Regions from separate parts of the Homo sapiens genome. Here region 2 is linked to region 1. Evidence: chromatin contacts called from ENCODE Hi-C or POLR2A ChIA-PET data. All regions are on one chromosome and are shown on one strand. The core of a region is the stretch at or near the end of the contact, and the rest is flanking DNA. Distances in the headings are between cores, read along the strand shown. Region 1 overlaps RUNX1 (RUNX family transcription factor 1). Region 2 has its middle 79 kb from the start of LINC01436.

Region 1 (3,416 bases), core at 917-3,416:
CTGTTTTGATGACTTAGGATGTATTTGGTAATACCATGGTGTTATAGCTTGTTCAGGCCCTGGTACACCAGAGTCCAAAGACGTAAACGTGCCTTCAGCAGGGAAGTTCGGAGGTCTTGGATTCTGATGGTAATATTCTTTTCATAAAAAGGAAATAAGTAATATTTTTGTCGGCAAGATCACAGTCCCTAGCTATGCCTTAAATATCATCTCAGCTGAATTCTGTGTTCCACTCCACAGCCTTCTTTGCAACACTGGAAGGTTAACGGATTTGAAGTAAATGAATTGTAACTGTAATTTCAACCTAATTAGAATTGGTTTAAAATGCCAGTTTGGACCGTGAACAGGCTAGCCAAGAACAGTATTGGGAGGTCCATGTAATATAGAAGAGAGTTGATATTTGGCCCAACTTCCTGATACTTTAAAAACAGAGAAGTAAAACAAAATATGAGATATCTTTGGCCAGCAAGTCCCTTCTTGCCTGTTTGGTCTGTGTTAAAATGTAAATGTTTGTGTTTCCTTACCTATTGTTTATAGCTTTTCATTCCAGTTGTTTCTTTTTTCTGTTTGAAGTTAGATATTTTTACATTCTCTCCATATTGCCCATCAGTGACAAAACCTGTATCAAATTAGCACGCATGTTAGTTTTGAATTAAAAAGAAACTTTTTAAACCTGGCTTAAGTATGCTTGTTAACAATTGGACGATATACAGTATTAATGAATTGCCCTGGATTTACTAGTTCCCCTTTACCCACCCGCCTCCACCAAAAAAAAACCCTCAGAGATCAATACAAGGCCAAGTGAATGATATGTAGGTGCCCAAATATGGTTGATTCTGCTGCATTTAAAAAAAAAGAGGAGTGGGAGTTAAACTTCTAATTTTTTTCTTCTTAAGTTCCAACATCAACAGCCTTTTCTTATTTAGCCTCCATGATAATTTTATTCTATGTTTGTTTCGACTTGGCGAAGGTCTCCTGAATTTGCCAAATTACCAATGAGGATAGTATTGGAAAGATGAGAGAGGCACAGGCTTGGAGCACTGTGAGGGGAACAGCAGTAGGAGGCAGATAATTCAGAATACATTCCTGTAGTTATAAAAGAAGATTTATTTATTTTCACCTTTTTACAGATCCAGACCCAACAATGAGTTATTCAGTTTGAAACCCACGTAGTGGAGGCAGTCTCTGTATACCTGCTGAATGTTGAGTTACAATAGAGAAGCCTGGGTTACCACAGGGAGAGGAGGATGAGGAAGTAAAAATATGTGTTCAAAGAGGGCATTTCAACACTGTGAGCTAACTTTACAACGGGAAGTGAAAATCATGAAAAAAAGGGGAAAATTTGTTGTGAGAGACTAAAAAGAGCAAAATAAAGCAAGCCCATTTTTCGGGAATAGAAAAAAAAAAAAAACAGTAGCAATAACCAAATAACTGATCAGGGAGATTTATTTCCGTGATATCTTTTTAAAACAAAAAGGGAATTGTCGTATCACTGCTCTTAATTAAATGGCAACAAACACACTTATAATGGGAACTAAATAGCTAATTAGAGGGTGCTTGGGGAATAAATAGCAGAGTTTTAAAATCTCCTATATGGAAAACATGTCCAACAATTGGAATGAAAGGATTAAAAAGAGAGAAAAGGCCCAGACCTTGTTTGGCAGTGCAAGTTGGATAAAATAGAGGAAAATGCCTCCCTGCTTCTATGAGACTAGATTATCCTGGTGTAGTCTTGGGGTTGGAAGTATGTTCATCTCTCATAGTGAGTTAGTTCGTGTTCTGTGCCACAAGGACTGAAGCAGTTCTAATGAATAAAAACAATAGATAGTCATCTGGAGGCCACAGGGAAAGGGTGATGGCTAAGCAGATCATGAAAATGGGAATCTTGAGAAACATGACTTCGATATCATACAAGTGAGTCTATGGCAGCCTTTTTTACATATAGAAAAAGAGGCCTGAAAATATATACTACAAAAAATTATGTAGCAGTTATTAAGGTAAAAATTGGGAAGTAGGAGGCAGAGGAAGGAGTGATAACACTAGATTAAGGAATGCTTTACTGTTACCAATTCAAAAACAGCAACCAAAAATGATGATGTAATTGGAATGAGTAATATAAATGTCACTACTGACTTTACCGTAAAGAATGTCAGAAATGATCAGAATAAATACAGCTTGGGGCATTTCGATTTGAAGTTGTATGACTGCTTTGAAAAATAGAAACAAAGGAAATACAGCCAATAGTAAATGTCTAGACCAAGAAAATAGTTTCTAGAAGGCCTAAATGATAGCCAAGAAATTGATGCTATTGTACAAAGTATCTTTAGGTCATGCTTTTCAGAGTATTTTACTTTGGAATTCATTTTCTTAATTACCTGAGTATAAAAACATTTATCTACCAGTTTTCTCCAATAGCCCTGATAAGACTTCATACTTACTCAGTTACATTAAATAAATTCCTGGTCAAGATCAGCTGGGCTAGCAGAAAACCTCAGGCATCTGTGAGGACATGAGTTTACACACGCTGAGACTCACAGATACAAAAATGCAACCCAATTCCACCCCTGAATTGAGGGGAGTGCATAGAAGTGAATGTCCCGTCTTTCTGAGGTCTGTTGATTTTGTAATTAGTAAACGAAGGGTGCATTTCTGATTTTTTTTTCTTGTGTGCTAGAATTCATTGCTAGTAAAACTCAAGATAATAGCGATGAGTAGGAGGTATCAAAGATGAACTGTAGAGGGACAGTTTAAGTTACTTAAGAATCGTCAGCAAGATGAAATCTACTTTTAGCAGAAATTGGGTTTTTTTGTGTTTTTTTGTTTTGTTTTATTTTCTAAAAGTAAAGTCTGCACCTTGTTCAGCCTGTTAGTGGAGGTCTGAGCAAGTAAAAGATGGGTTGGATTATAAACTTACAAACACAGGATGTTCTGTTTCTCAAACGGGAGAAATTAAGAAGAGATGCTTGTATTCAGGAGACGGCATAGCTACTCAAAATCCTTGATATCTTGCTATGGTTAGTCTTGTTCCAACTGTGCTATGTGACCTACTATGGCTTTATGAGGTAAATTTAGTATATGTGTCACTATTTGAAAATTTACATATAGTTATACATAATGTATTAGGTTGGTGCAAATGTAACTGCAGTTTTTGGAGTTAAAAATTGCAAACACTGCAATTACTTTTGCACCAACCTAAAATATAATAAAAAAGTGTCTTCTCTTTATAACTTTTCTGTTGTTTTGCTTAAGTTATCATTGCTATTCCTCTGCAACCTAAAAAGAAATCATTGAATATACATTTAATTTTAGAATAATCACTACACAAATGCCCTAAAAGTGTATGTATAACATCCCTGATGTCTGCATTTGTCCTTTGACTGGTGTTTAGGTGGTGGCCCTAGGGGATGTTCCAGATG
Region 2 (3,553 bases), core at 926-3,425, 1.0 Mb before region 1:
CGCTTTGTTCCACTGTGTGGCCCAGAAATGAAAGCCATTAATAAGAAAAAAGCCTGTTGGTCATAGTGGCATTGTATAAACAGGACTGGATAATTTTCTTTTATGAATTCATTCCTATCTCTTCACATGGGCCTGAGAAGTGTGTCTGGAAGGCATTTTCCTTTTTGGTTGGAGGTGACTTAACAGACTGGCAATTACTGTCATTATGAGCCCAGTCACATAGCTGGAAGATCTAGGCGGCTGCTGATTCCTGAGCAGCAATGGGACAAGTGGGAGCAGCTGAGACCACACTGACAGGCCAGGGAACTGTAGACGAGTAATCTGCCAGGGGAAAAGGCCCCTTTGATCTTCACACCAGACGATAATTGCAGCAGATGTAGAGTCGATGTGGTATTTTTTTTTTTTATTGCAGTGGGACGGGCATTACCGATCTGTATGCGTAAGTGTTGCCAAGAGAAAGGAAGGATGATGGTTAGCTTACCTGCATCTTAAGCCATGCAGTGAAAAAGGTTCAGGGTTTTCTTAACCAGAAATGGTCTGAATGTTTAATAAAGGTAAACATTTATTATTTAGTGTTTTATATCATGTGGCAATTTTAGCTGATGTGGGATCTGACTCTTGCCAACCAATTTGAGTCTGTTAATGGCTGTTTGTTGTATTTTTTATTTTCTGTTTTCACAGAGACCATATTGCCCAGGCTGGAGTAGAGTGGTGCAATCATTGAATCACTGATCACTGTAGCCTCAGACTCCTGGGCTCAAGTGATCCTCCCACCTCAGCCTTCCCAGTAGCTAGGACTACAGGCAAGCACCACTATGCCCAGCTAATTAATTTTTTTTTTTTTTTTGTAGAGATGGGGTCTCACTATGCTGCCGAGGCTGGTCTCAAACTACTAGGCTCAAGCTATCCTCCTGCCTTAGATTCCCAAAATGCTGGGATTACAGGTGCGGACCACCTTGCCTGGCCTGTTTTCTTTTTGATACTTGGGGTGGACCAAAAAAAATCAATCATTTTCATTAAATTCAGTTGTGTGCTTGCCTTCAGATTTCCCTGGAAGCATCCACTGTCAGCCTCGAGGGAATTAATAGACCTACACCCTTGGGATAGATCAATGTGCCCTGAAAAATGTGTCTGGTTTGTTGTAATGCCACACTGGAAATAACAGAAAGGCTGTTTATATAGACAGTGGTCCAAGGAAGAAAGTGGGTCTGGATGAATGGCATCTGCTTATGTCCTGGTCTTGGTTACAAGACAGGCATCTCATCATTCCAGCCATTCTGCCTGCAGTCAGGATCTGTGGAGGACCCAGTGCCTTCAGAAAAGGTTAACAGAAGCTGCAAGAGGGCTCATCCATGAGTCTTCTCCGTTAAGCACATAATTCAGCTCATTAGACTTCAGGTTTCAGAATCGTGGTCTTTTTGTGATCTAAATAAGTTATGGTCTCTCTAATTGGACAGGATGTAGGGTGTTTTTGACAGCCACTGTTATTTTGCTCTTAAATACATACCAACAGGCTATTAATAAATAAATAAATTTAATATTAATTAATAATTAAAAATCATTAATAATTAATAAATAAATTATTTATTAATAATTAATAAATTATTAATAATTAATAAACAAATCACTTATTAATAAATTATTTATTATAATTAATAAACAAGTTATTTATTAATAGATTATTTATTATAATTAATAAATAGATTATTTATTATAATTAATAAATAGATTATTTATTATAATTAATAAATAGATTATTTATTATAATTAATAAATAGATTATTTATTAATAATAAATAATCTATTTATTATATATAAGAATGAATTAACAAAAATTCTCTGTGGCCATTGGTTTCCTGGTAGAACTCCCTCTTTTTCTTGTATCTACAGGAAATGTCTTTCTAGCTTGTGTGTATGTCTGCCAGGCTTGCCAGTTCGAAGTCGGCCATGGGAGGGGTTGTGTTCAGAAGCACACACCATGTGACCTGTCAGGCAGATCAAAGCAGGGATTTCAGGGCTGACTACAAGGGGAAATGGTTAGTAATTAATAAAAGGATGTGGAATTGGTCATGTTGACTGAAAGAGCCCAGAACCTTGGCGAAAGGCTCCCGGAGGCTGCCAAGATAATAAGAGTGGCTGAGCTGAGTTATGTATGGGTGAAGCTCACGGGTGTTAATGCCACTGGGTGAGGGGAGTGGTGAGGGGTGGAATGAGAGGTTTACAAGCTTGACGGATCTCACCCAGGCCCAGGCCTCACTGATTGTAAGAGTCTCTTCAGCTCTGGCCAGAGTTTTGGTTTGTTTTTAAATGGAGCTTTTAGGAGCCATTAAGGACATACAAAAGCTTGATAATGGTGTTTAACTCTGAGAGTCAAGCTGTGGTTTCTCATTGGCCATTTCTGGCTTTTCATGGCTTTATGTAAATATATTTCATTTCCAGATTTAGGATCAAAGAAACCTTTCTCTTGCACTTGCTCATTTTCTTCCCATGTGTGGTCTAATGCATCGATGAAACCAAATAAATCCGCAAGGGATGTGGGAGTCTGCTGGTGTCTCACCATGGCTGTGGCCACTGTACACCTTCTGGTGGTTTGGTGGTGAGGAGTAGCCTGTGGGAAGGGGAGGTGGCATTGATGACGATGTTGGGAAAGAGGGTATGAGAGGTGAGTCACATCTCAGCAAGGGGCTGGTGAGTATGTCTTGGCCTGTCTCAGCTAACAAAGTTGACAGCAGCAAGAGGTGGAAGGTCTGGATGCAGCTGTGTGTGCCTGTATGTGCGTATTCTTGGGAGTTGGCAGACAAATCATGGAACCTCCAAAGAAATTTTCCATTCATTTGTTAGGAGATTTCAGAGCTTATAAACTGCCTCATGGGTTTTGAAGCCATTTCCCCAAGAGGATGATGACGTTTGATCTCTTGTGCAATAGTCATAAATATCTCAGGACGTGATGTCCCTGTAAGGAGTAGATTCTGTTGGTTCCAACCAAGTGTCAGTGCAGTTTCTTAACTTCTCTCTTGTCCTTTGCCCCCCTTCCTTTCTCTTCCACCCTCTACCAACCTCCTGTAAGGTTAGTGCCAGGGACAACATGGCACCAAGTTGGGGAAGCATAGAGAGCCAAGTAGGCAGCCTTGATGGACTTTGCTGGCTCATCTTCAGTGGGTTACAGTGGAGTTTCTGACCTCAGGGCATATTTCAATCTCATGGGTAACATATATTTTGCACATTTAGAATAATTTGATATAAATATGACAGATGTTACGATAATAAGCAATATGAGCACTTGCTAATTATTCTTTGTCTTCATCTGTAATTTCAAAATGCAAAAGGGGTTGCAAGACTGATGTGGAGAGTGATAAATGGCCAACAAATGCTTGCTGGGTGCCATAAAGTTCTCTTTATGAAGAGAACTCCACACGCCTGTTATATCATTTGTCACATCATGCCACATAGTAGCACCCCAAAACTCAGTGACTGCAAAGGAGAACTCATTGTGGCTGCACACCCGTGGTGGGTGTGGCTGGGTGGTCCTGCTCCAGGCATCGCTCATTCTCTG

The links. A loop is a pair of places that touch in the nucleus more often than their neighbours do. ChIA-PET counts read pairs that join two places held with the same protein, here RNA polymerase II (POLR2A). Pooled maps may share reads with other maps.
Region 2: a map of left cardiac atrium shows a loop between it and region 1 (2.9-fold over the local background). The contact joins two enhancer-like sites. A Hi-C loop is called at or near these places in 25 of 168 maps with a recorded cell type or tissue (A673, B cell, CD14-positive monocyte and 16 more), 6 of 37 single-sample maps with no recorded cell type and 27 of 50 pooled maps. POLR2A ChIA-PET finds 5 or more read pairs at or near these places in 7 of 52 experiments (A549, AG04449, AG04450 and 4 more).

Annotation. Positions count from the first base shown.
Region 1 is chr21:34,880,686-34,884,101 of GRCh38, reverse strand. It overlaps RUNX1 (RUNX family transcription factor 1), which reads left to right. Exons shown (of 9, transcript NM_001754.5): 5 at 3,389-3,416. RUNX1-AS1 (RUNX1 antisense RNA 1) reads right to left here. Exons shown (of 2, transcript NR_186614.1): 2 at 1-619. Among named protein-coding and RNA genes, the nearest start is that of RUNX1-AS1, 46 kb to the right of the region's middle. RefSeq lists a silencer at 1,130-1,179. Within about 2 kb of position 2,166, at least 8 of the 41 ENCODE cell types and tissues checked have a DNase peak (open chromatin) inside an H3K27ac peak, as active enhancers do; they include endothelial cell of umbilical vein, where a contact is called at or near this core.
Region 2 is chr21:35,924,238-35,927,790 of GRCh38, reverse strand. No RefSeq gene overlaps it. Among named protein-coding and RNA genes, the nearest start is that of LINC01436, 79 kb to the left of the region's middle. Within about 2 kb of position 2,175, at least 6 of the 41 ENCODE cell types and tissues checked have a DNase peak (open chromatin) inside an H3K27ac peak, as active enhancers do; they include endothelial cell of umbilical vein, where a contact is called at or near this core.